Linked DNA regions of Homo sapiens: region 2 is linked to region 1. Evidence: read pairs that join two places in POLR2A ChIA-PET (ENCODE). Cell type or tissue: endothelial cell of umbilical vein. All regions are shown on one strand. Links, peaks and the distances in the headings refer to the core of each region. The heading gives the core; the rest is flanking DNA.

Region 1 (5,374 bases), core at 204-5,203:
ATATCATAGTTGAACAACCAGTAGCATCAAGAAGGGCAATTGGTAATTGAGATATTTCAGCCAGGTCAGAAATGTGGCTTACTCAATTACAAAGAGGCAAAGCTGCAGTTCTAGAACTGTAGCCAAGTGATCGATGTCCATTTTGTTCATTCCATTTGATCCCTAAGCTGTAAGGGTGCCAGGTGTAAACTTCCTTCAAATTGCATATTCATGCACACGCTTCTTCTAAGCCGAGGAGATTTTTAGCACTCTCCTTGAGCAACTAAAGGAAGGTTCTGGGGTCATGATACACCATGGCCTAGATGCCAGTCAACATCCATGTGCTTGATCTGCCCATCCTGGAAAAAGTAAAGGGCACAAAAAGGCTTCTTGTCACAGCTTTTTTTTTTTTTTTAAGTTTAAATATGTGTGTATGGGGTCTACTCTTTCAAGTTCATCAAGCCCCACCATTCATTCCCTATTATCTCACATTTTTATATTAGGAGACTGCCCCCTGAAAATTTGAGCTGTAACCCTTCACATAGGAACTTGAGAGGGAAGTCCACTAATGAATTTCCAGCAATGAGATGTTTTAATCACTACTCCCCACCTATTCACTGCCTTTGCAGTTTCATGGTGTGATGGTTAATTTTGTGAGTCAACTTGGCTAGGCTATGGTGCCCAGTTGTTTGTTCAAACACCAGTGTAGACGTTGCTGTGAAGCTATTTCTTAGATGTGATTAATATTTAAATCAGTAGATTTTGACTAAAGCAGATGATGCTTCATAATGTGGGTGGGCCTCATCCAATCAGCTGAAGGCCTTAATAACAAAGACTAGGGTTTCCTGAACAAGAAGAAATTATGCCTCAAGACTGCACCATAAAAAGCCTGCCTGAGTTTCCAGCCTATTGCCCTGTGGAATTTAGTTTTAAGACTACAACATCAACTCTTACCCGGATCTCTCGCCTGCCAGCCTGCCCTACGGATTTCAAACTTGCCAGTTCCCAGAAGCTTGTGAGACATTTCCTTAAAATAAATCTCTCTTGCTTTCTCTCTCTCTCTCTACGGATACATATGTATATACAGTGACACATCGCTTAATGACGGGAATGTGTTCTGGGAAGTGTGTCCTTGTGTGAACATCGTAGAGTGTACTTACACAAACCGAGACGGTGGAACCTACTACACACCCAGGTGATACGGTATAGCCTATTGCTCCTAGGCTACAAACCTAAAGAGCATGTTACTGTAATGAATACTGTAGGCAATTGTAACACAATGGTACTTGTATATATAAAGATATCTAAAAATAGAAAGGTACAGTAAAAATAAGTTAAAAAAAGATAAAAAAGGTACACCTGGGTGGGGCACGGTGGCTCACACCTGTAATCCCAGCAGCACTTTGGGAGGCCAAGGTGGGTAGATCATAAGGTCAGGAGATCGAGACCATCCTGCCCAACATGGTAAAACCCCGTCTCTACTAAAAATACAAAAATTAGCTGGGCGTGGTGGTGCACACCTGTAGTCTCAGCTACTTGGGAGGCTGAGGCAGGAGAATCGCTTGAAGCCAGGAGGCAGAGGTTGCAGTGAGCTGAGATCACACCACTGCACTGTAGCCTGGGGACAGAGCAAGACTCTGTCCAAAAAAAAAAAAAAAAATAGAAAAAAGAAAAGAAAAGAAAAGGAAGTGGTATACCTGTATAAGGCACTTACCATGAATGAAGCTTGCAGGACAGGAATTTGCTCTGGGTGAGTCAGTGAGTGAGTGGTGGGTGAATGTGAAGGCCTAGGACATGACTGTACACTACTGTAGGCTTTGGAGACTCTGTATGTTTATTTTAGAAACATTCTTTTCTTTAAACTTAGCTTACTGTAATTTTTTATGTTATTAATATTTCAATTTAAAAATGTTGACTCTTGTAATAACACTTAAAACAAAAACACATTGTATAGCTGTACGAAGATACTTGTTATATACTTATTCTGTAAACATTTAATTTTAAACTTTCAAAATTTTTATTACTTTTTAAACATTTTTGTTAAAAAATTAAGACAGTAACACACACCTTAGCCTAGGCCTGCATAGGGTCAGGGTCAATGGCATCACTACCTGCCGCCCCAACACCTTGTCCCACTGGAAGGTCGTCAGGGGCAATGACACGCATGGAGTTGTCATTTCCTGTGATATCAATGCCTTCTTCCGGAATCCCTCCTCAAGAACCTGCCTGAGGTTGTTTTACAGTTAACTTTTTTTTTTTTAATATAAGTAAAAGGAGCACACTCTAAAATAACAATAAAAAGTATAGTCTAGTAAATATATAAACCAGTAACATAGTCATTTATTATTACTAAGTATTGTGTACTTTACGTAATTGTATGTGATATGCTTTTATATGCTGGCAGCACAGTTTTGTTTACACCAGCATCATCACAAACATGTGAGTAATGTGTTGCATTACAATGTTATAGCAGCTGCCGCATTACTAGGTGATAGGAAGTTTGCAGCTCCATTATAATCTTATGGGGTCACCATCATATAGAAGGCCCATCATTCACCTAAATGTTATATGGTGCATGACTGTATCTATATATCTATATCTATATCTATATATACACACACACATAGTTGATTCTGTTTTTCTATAGAGCTCTGACTAATACACATCATAAAGCTGTAGTCATTGGGAACAGCTTCTTGACAGATACAGGAGAAAAAAAATGTTTTTAACAGGTAGTAAGCATCTAGGTTGTTGCGGGTACTGCCCTGGGTGAGCTGATTTAATCGTCACAACTTCTTAAATTAGATACACATATTGTGCTGATGTTACAGATGAGAAAACCATGGTTCAGGGCTCTAGCCATTTGGGTCCTATAGTTAGACATATCTTGGTTCAAAACCTGTCACTTCAATGAACAGACTCTGTTGATGATTGGTAGTCCATTCTAGGCAACACTGGGTGTCTGAGGAACGGGGGAAAAGGTGCATCCATAGAGTTTCTGTGCTGATGGAGCTCACAAGAGTCGAGCAAGGCTTTGAGCTGGTTTCTGGTAAGAAGAACAAGGACAGGTGAGAAGGTCCTAGTAGGTTGCCGTTGCCCCACTGTGGCATGCTCTCTTTTCCCCCACCTGAGTCATACTGGAGTTTGAGCTGCCAGTGAAGACACAGTGGGTCTTGTTATCTATCATTTGGCCATAGTACAATCTCTCTCCTGATCTGGGTTGTTTCAATGAACGCATGCCTTGCTATCTTGCAGGAAGCTTCATTTGCTGGGAAGCAGACACTGATGATAAGGCATGATTGCAAACCCTACTCAGAGATTGTAATCCTATAAAGTACAGTATCTCCTTGTGCCTTTGCATGCCAGGAAACACAACCCACTGAATTTGGAGGCTGTTTTTGTCTTGCCTGGCAATATGTCTGTAGCACAAAGTTAGGGAAATGGCTCAAATAGAAGACAAGCTTCTATTCTGAAGCAGCTGCAGCATTAGGGACCTTGCTCAGAGGGTCCTATACATCTTGTCAGTGCCTCCCATTTATGGTGTTTTCAGCCACAATCCTGGACAATGAGTCCAGGGACAGCCAGCTGAATAGGACTGAGGGCTTGGCTGTGTGATTCAGATTTGAGCCCTAACTATTTTATCAACTCATTGTGTCACTGAACTAAATCACTTAACCATTCATAACTATAAGCCCTGGTTATTGAATCTGTAAAATCAGAGGGTGAGGCTGTTTCATGTTGTCCATGGTGGATAATCATGAAAAATATCCTGAGCAATTTACTGTACCTGTGTTAAACAGAGAGGAATAAGAGTGCTGAATCATTAGCAGCTGAAAATCTAGTAGAAGAGTCCCAAAAAATCCATGTACTTGGAGAGATGTGCATATGTAACATGACATGAGAACTTGGAGTGTCCTGTGCTTACCAAAGCCTCTTGATCTTTCTCCCGGACCCCTGCAAGAATTCCTCCATTGATCTCCTTGACACTAATCCCTTTCCACTCAAAGATCTTTTACAATTTTATCTTAGTTATCATTTCAACTCTTCAATTTTGTTTTGCAACCTACAGTCCACGCAAACTGAACTTCCTGCTCAGCTGAAATACAGCAACTTGAGATGCAGATTGCTCATGCAGTCTCCTCGGCCTGCTAGGCCCATTCCCTCTCTTCTCCTCCTCTTCTCCCATCTCTACATCTTCCAACTCTCCTTGGTCTTCTGGTACCAGCACAGATGCCATCCTTTCCAATAATCTTTCCCAAATGTGTCTAGGTGGATGTAACATGTTTCCTCTGTGAACTAGAATGATGCTTGCTCTCTCCTTAGTGAACAACAGCTGTGTTTTCTGAGCCCCCAGCTTCGTCTCGAACCTTTTGCCTCTCCTTTTGCATCCTTGTTGACTATTCCTAAAAGGCTCTGTGTCTGGGTCATGGGAACCAACTCCTTAACAATGACGAAAATTCTTTACTGAACTGTGTTGAAATCGGGAAGAAAACCCTCATGTTATTCTGAAGTCAACTATGCATTAAGTAGCCTCTGTGGGCTGGGGATTGCATTAGGCCTTGTCTGAGTCAGTTCGGGCTGCTATAACAAATTACCATAGGCTGGGGGGCTTGAATAGCAAACATTTATCCCTCATAGTTCTGTAGGCTGAAAAGTCCAAAATCAAGCTACCCTTAGAACTGGCGTTTGGTGAGAGCCTGTTTCCTGATTTGCAGAGAGCTGTTTCCCTGTGGTATCCTCACGTGGCCAAAAAAATCATCTCTCTTACATTTCTTCTTAGAAGAGCACTAATCTCATTCATGAGGGCCTCAAGGGCCCCACTTAACAATACCATCATTGGTAGTTGGAATTTTGACGTAGGAACTTAAAGGACACAAACATTCAGTTCATAACAGGCCTGGGTCACGTTAAACAAGACAGGATAGGTGCTGCCCTCGTGAAGCTGACAGCCAAGTGAGTGGGAACCAAGCCAATGAGCAAGGGGCTCTCATCCCCCCTGCTTCTCTTTTCCCCATACTCCTACCTTTATTTACTCCTGATTTGAATGGCTGCCTGGTTTCAGGACAGTCTACCTGGCTCTGGCCCTATTTTCCCTTGGTACTCAGCTCTAACAGCTGCCTGTTGGGTTCATACTTAGTCAGAACTCCTTATTGGTCAGGAGGTAGCCCATTCTCTGATCTCCTTCCAGTCCCTGGGGTCCACCTGGGCTGCATTCCTGTCTTCTAGCTTCTTCTGACTCACAGTAAGGCCCTCGGTTCTCCATTGAAATGGATCAGACTTTGGTTTTCAGTGACTGCCACCTGCACAGTCATCATTTGCATGCATAACTTCTACCAAAACTCTGGATTTCCTGACATTAGGGACCACCTGTCAAGACCCTCACACAGAAGAGCAG
Region 2 (5,374 bases), core at 147-5,146, 510 kb before region 1:
CCGTCCTTGGGGCACCTACTGGCCATGTGACCTGGGCCAGGTCACCCTCCCTGCTGTCAGCCCCCAGTTTTCAGGAGTCAGCCATCAGCCCAGTGAAGAGCAAGGCCAGTCGACAGGAGGGGTGGCGCGTGCTGAAGACAAGGGAGGCGGTCCTGCATGCCCATCACAGGGGCATGGCCCAGGCAGCCACCATACATGCCAGAAGGGCTGAAACATCTGCTCTCTGCCCTGTCTTGAGTGAGGAAATATGAAAAAGAAAAACCACCAGAAACCTTGCCTGTTTTGAGCTCAAATTTTCCTTATCTATCAGGAAGGCAGCACTTCCGGTAACAGCCACAGCTGAGGTTTCCAGCCCTGCTTGGCTCCAGCCTCAAGTGGGAGAACTATGTGAGGTATGAGGTCCCCGCAGGGCAGAGGCAATGGAACAGAGGGAGCAGTGGCACCCCAGTGAGGGAAGCCAGAAGTCTTCCGTGCTGAACATTTTTCCACCTACAATCACAGCTTGTTAGATCTGGCAGTGAGTTCTCAGTTCTGCATCATAAGGCTGAGCCCCCAGGACGACATGCTGCTCTAAGTAACCATTTCATTAGACACAAACTATCCAGTGCACCACCAACTCCTGGGACCTAGGACATGCACACAGCTGTGAGCCACACTCCAGAGGGGGCGTGTGGTCATCCTAGACCACCAAACCAACTGCTCACCCGACCGGAGGAAGCGGATGGCCAGAGAGGCAAAGAACCTGGCCCAAGTAATGCGCATGGCGAAGGCAGACAACAGAGAGAAACTCAGTGGGGCCTTTAAACCCATCCAGGAGTACCTATCCCAGGAGCCTGCCTGGCATGAAGACATCCCCATGGGTGAGATGGGGGAAGGCAGGGAGATGGTCTCGCCACCCTCCCTTTTTCAGGCCACGGTCAGACCCTCTGAGGGGAACCTACCCCTGGGTTCGCAAAATGCCAGTGCTGGAGACCCGAGACCACGGTGCCCAGGGTCTCCTTTCAGAACCGTTCTCCTGTAACCCCGGAAGTTACTTCCGCAGGTCACCTACCGCGTCTTCAATGTCACTGGGTAGGAATGAGCCGGCACCCAGGCTTATTCCAGGCCAAATGTTCCTCCACTCCCATCTTCCTGGAGCCTCATTCAGGCAAATGAAGACCAAAGCTGGGCTACGGTCCCTCAGGACGAGGGGCACACAGGGAATGCTGCTTGCATTTCAGCTCAGGCACAGCATCATGGAGTTCTGCTTCAGCTTGTACTGAAACGCCTTCAGAACATGCCTTGTTCCTTTTCAAGGCAGCAGCTCCAACACGACCCAGCTGGTCCCTCCGCAGTCATACGCCAGTCCCTCTCCCACCTGGGTAACTAGGGAAGCACCTGCCACCCCAGCGCTGCACCCCCAAGCTCAGGGCAGCTTCCTGGTCCCGGCCACAGGGGGCCTCTGCAGGGAGTGGGTGCAGAAGGCGCAGATGAAGACAGGCCCGAGTTGCCACCACAGCTGCTCATTCTCAGGAGGCGAGGGGCGGCAGGCAAGGCCACCAAGGCCTGAGCGCTGGTGCGGAGGCAAAGGCAGCCCAGACTCAGCCGTCATGTGCTGCAGAATGAAAGATCTGGGGAAAAAAGACCACTGCTATGTGGATTTCACAGCAAGTGGAACTTAATTCCCTCTAAAATAAAAAATGCCCACATATGGTTTTAAAATCTTTTACTATAACAGGCTCAATTAATTCCTGAGAACTTCCACATCCCAGGCTTTCCGACCACATCAGAAGAGCCCACATACGGGAGGAAGCCCAGCGATGCTCAGCCCACCATGTCCTCAAAGCTGACTGTGGCTGGGCCTCATGTTAGCACTCACACCTCCTCTCACTTCCCCCAGCCTGCACGCGCTCCCTTTGTCTTGGGGTTGGTCATGGAGAGCACGACCGCAGCTTTCCTCTGGGGTCCGGAGGGCTTAAGTGCAGATACACACCAAAGTGTATCTGCAACTCAGAAGGTATTTGGGGGCAGGTGTGGGGTCCCTGAGCACCCTTCCTGTCCTTCCTATGCGTGGGCAGTTGAGTCCGCACATGTCTCCTGAGCATGTGGATGGTCACTGCTGCCTCTCACACCCTCCCTGTGGCTGAGGGTGCAGCACGCAAGGGTCACTGTCACCCTGTTTCCGGGAGGGCCCAGAGGCATGACTCACCCGAGGGGGGCACAGCCACCTAGCTCTGTGCCAGGCCACAGCCCTTTCTATTTCTCCCAGGTCCTCAGGCAGGGCCCATGGTTGTGGGTTCCACAAAAGACTTCAAGACACATGGTGGTACCCACCCTGGAGCTGGGCTAGCTGGGCAGACATTTGTACCCAACACTCCTGGGCCAGGGCAGTGGGGTGAAGTCCTTTCTGAAGTTAGAAAGGACAACTAAAGAGAAAGAATGTTCTGGACAAGTCCCCAAGCAAGCACACAGGGGCACAGCAGCCTGGTGAAGAAGACAGGCTCCAGCCCACCCCTGGAACAAACTGGTGCCCCTGACCCTGCTGAGCACCCTGTGCTGGGTTTAATGCACAGCTGCAGAGTGGAAATGATCCCTCCCAGGGCAGGCCAAGGAGCCCCCACCCACAGCCGGCTTCTAGCTACCACAGAAGTCTCTGAGCTGCTTCCTCCTGCCCTGGGCTGAGATGGGGTGTGCAGCTGACTCAGCATTACTCACCCTGCTCTGCAGTGCCTCCACCCTAGCGAAGAAACATGGCCTGAAGCCACAGCCTTCAATACAGCTCCCAAAATAGCCAGGTCTCCACTACCTACCCATTAGGTGGTAGCCACAAGAGCAGAGTCTGAGAGCTGCCGCGTGTTCAGCTGCATACAGGGAGCCTCCCTATGCTTTCACCTGCCCAGCCAGGCCCAGCTCAGCCTGCGGTTCCGTGACAAAATGAAGCCTGTTTCACTACGAACGGGGCATCCTTGGAAAGCCCCCTCCTGTACCCTAAGCCAAGAACAGTCTCTGGAAATTCTGCTCACTTTGTGGGTCCCGTCCTCGCCCTTTCCAGCTGCACTGCGCAGGCTATTTATGATTCATGGCATGATGTCACTAAAATGGACAGTGCTCCTCACTGAGCCACTTTAAGGACATGATCTCATTAATCCTCCATGAGGCAGACAGTGAAACCACTGACGGTTCCAAGAGGAGTCCCGAGAACTTGGTCCAATCTGCAAACACAACCTCCTCCAAGGACATCAACAGTCCCTAAAATGTGCATTTCCGGGTCCATTGTTCTTGTCCATCCTCAGCGCAAGCACAAGCGGGATGGGGAAAGCCAGGGCAGAGCCGTGGGGTTGTGCTGAGACTGGCTGCTGGGCTCCTCCCCTCACTCCTACAAAGCTGGGGCAGGAAAATGGGCATCACAGATGCTCCAGACCTGCCAGGTGGCTCTCCTACTTCAAATTCATAGTCAAAACCCTCAGATGCTGCTGGCCCCGGCACACCCCCGTCTTGCAGAAGGGAGAAGTGAGGAGGCTTGGCAAGGCCTGGGTGCCTAAGGCGGGGCGCATGCACGGCATGGGCCTCTGAGATGCTGCCAGCTACACCCAAAGCCTGCCGCATTTCTGGCACATTTCTTCCACAAAGTATCTTTCAGTCTTCTAACCGTTTGTCACTTTGCAGGCGCATCACTGCCCTCACTGTCTCTAGGAGAGACCAATCTGGATGTCCCGCAAGCTCCCTTCCTCTGCCACTTTGGTGGCTCAGCTAACAGCAGGCCCTGCAGGCTCCCCTCTCTAATGAGCACCTCCAGCCCCAGATGCTTGCCTGGTTACACGGTCAGGGACATTCCTGCCCCAATCCCCGACAGGCACACATCATCCTAGGGCAGGGCCCTTCCTTGTGGGAACCATCCATGCCCAGCTGAGGGCCTGGGGAGGACGAGTGCTGGGTGGGGGAGCCCTCCCTCTCTCTGCACACCCCTGGGAGCCCACTTCTGTGTATCATGGCATACGTGGCATGTGCTGTGGTCTCTGCCATCAGCATCTAAACAGGCTCAGCCTCTGCTAGCCTCATGTACAAACCACAAATTTCACCCAAAAAGTAAGTTCACTTACGCCAATTGTGAACTTGAACTTGAATGGGGGTCCCTCAAAGAATGCCGCGCAGTTATCATCGCTTCCCGTGGCCAGCCGGTATGGCCGGCTCTGCTTGATGTCCACGCTGTTGATGACTTTGTTGTGTCCTGTAATCTCGCCCACAGAAGAGCCACTATCCCAGAGGAAGACTGCTCCAAACCTTGACCCAATGACACAGGTGGAAGACAAAAAAAAAAAAAAAAAATCAATCCCAGAAGGCTGGTAAGCAATCTGATAGCTGAGCTGCCAGTGCACAGAGGATGGAGTGACTGTCAGCAGGCAGCTCAGAACGCCACAGGGACAAATGAGGGAAGCACTGGGGTTCTGGCTCCACAAGGCATTTGTCCAAAGGACCCAAGAACAAGATGGGGCAAGCCGGCGCCTTCGGGAAGGGGATGCATGTGTGTGTCTGTGGGGCCCCACGCCACAGGGCCCAGGGCTATCTTTACAGCTTCACCATTCTCCTTACAGTTCTATTGGGAGGGAACAGTTACCATCCCCTACAGGAATGAGATGCCCTGCTCTTGGCTGACATTCAACAAAAACACTGTTTTAGTTACTATTTGCTACTGAAAAAAGAAGGAATTAAGACCAACAGGAATGACTTGAGAAGCCATGGAAAAACACCTACTAGAACATGTACGAGAAAGTGCCATTCAGTGAAGAACAGACATGCCACTGTCAAGTTCAAGGGGTTATGGCCAGCCATGGTGCTGCAGGGGGGACTCTGACTCTCTTGAATTAAAAAAACCTGGGTTTCGGCACCAACCTCACCAGTCACTAGGCCCCTGAGGTCAGTAGCCACCCAGTGCCACCCAGCCAGCATCCACTGCCCCTCCCTCCTCCATCAGAGACCCTTGGGGGAGGTGCCCAGCTGGAAGAAACAGTTCAGCCTCCCTGGCAGCTTCATGGGGCAGCTGCTGTGAGGGACCCCGAATAGAAGTGCTGTTGCTCTTTCACTCTGTCCCCTTCTTGCTGCCTGCAGGTGGGCATGAGAGCTGGGGTTCTAGCAGGCAAGGCACTCAGGACGTCAGAGGAGATACATGAGTGCTGGGCCCTGGTGACAAACCCAGTGTGATGTGGAGTTCTACCTTACCTGGGGCTGCAGCCAGCCCTCACGGGGCCCGGCACCTACTGGGAGCTCAACCCTCACGAGTGCAAGTTAGTACAGACATCAGCGCATCCCCCTCCCAGGGTCATAGCACATGGACGCATGAGCCACAGCAACAGGGCAGGGAGGGGCTGAGAGGAGTGACTCACTTCTCCCTTCCTTC

The links. ChIA-PET counts read pairs that join two places held together with the same protein. Peaks named below come from ENCODE experiments on the same cell type or tissue, not always from the same donor. Only the 100,000 strongest peaks of a DNase experiment are listed, where the experiment ranks them.
Region 2: POLR2A ChIA-PET joins it to region 1 with 5 read pairs; 1 of 35 experiments calls an interaction of 5 or more read pairs at or near these places.

What each region holds. Positions count from the first base shown.
Region 1 is chr4:10,604,204-10,609,577 of GRCh38, forward strand. All of the region lies in intron 2 of CLNK (cytokine dependent hematopoietic cell linker), which reads right to left. Among named protein-coding and RNA genes, the nearest start is that of CLNK, 78 kb to the right of the region's middle. In endothelial cell of umbilical vein, for the core only: no CTCF peak of the experiment used is centred there; no DNase peak of the experiment used is centred there; H3K27ac peaks cover 723 bases.
Region 2 is chr4:10,093,632-10,099,005 of GRCh38, forward strand. WDR1 (WD repeat domain 1) reads right to left here. Exons shown (of 15, transcript NM_017491.5): 4 at 5,361-5,374; 5 at 4,080-4,260. Among named protein-coding and RNA genes, the nearest start is that of MIR3138, 18 kb to the left of the region's middle. RefSeq lists enhancers at 649-1,419, 1,997-3,196, 2,601-3,090. In endothelial cell of umbilical vein, for the core only: no CTCF peak of the experiment used is centred there; DNase peaks (open chromatin) are centred at 330, 2,680 and 3,040; H3K27ac peaks cover 3,989 bases.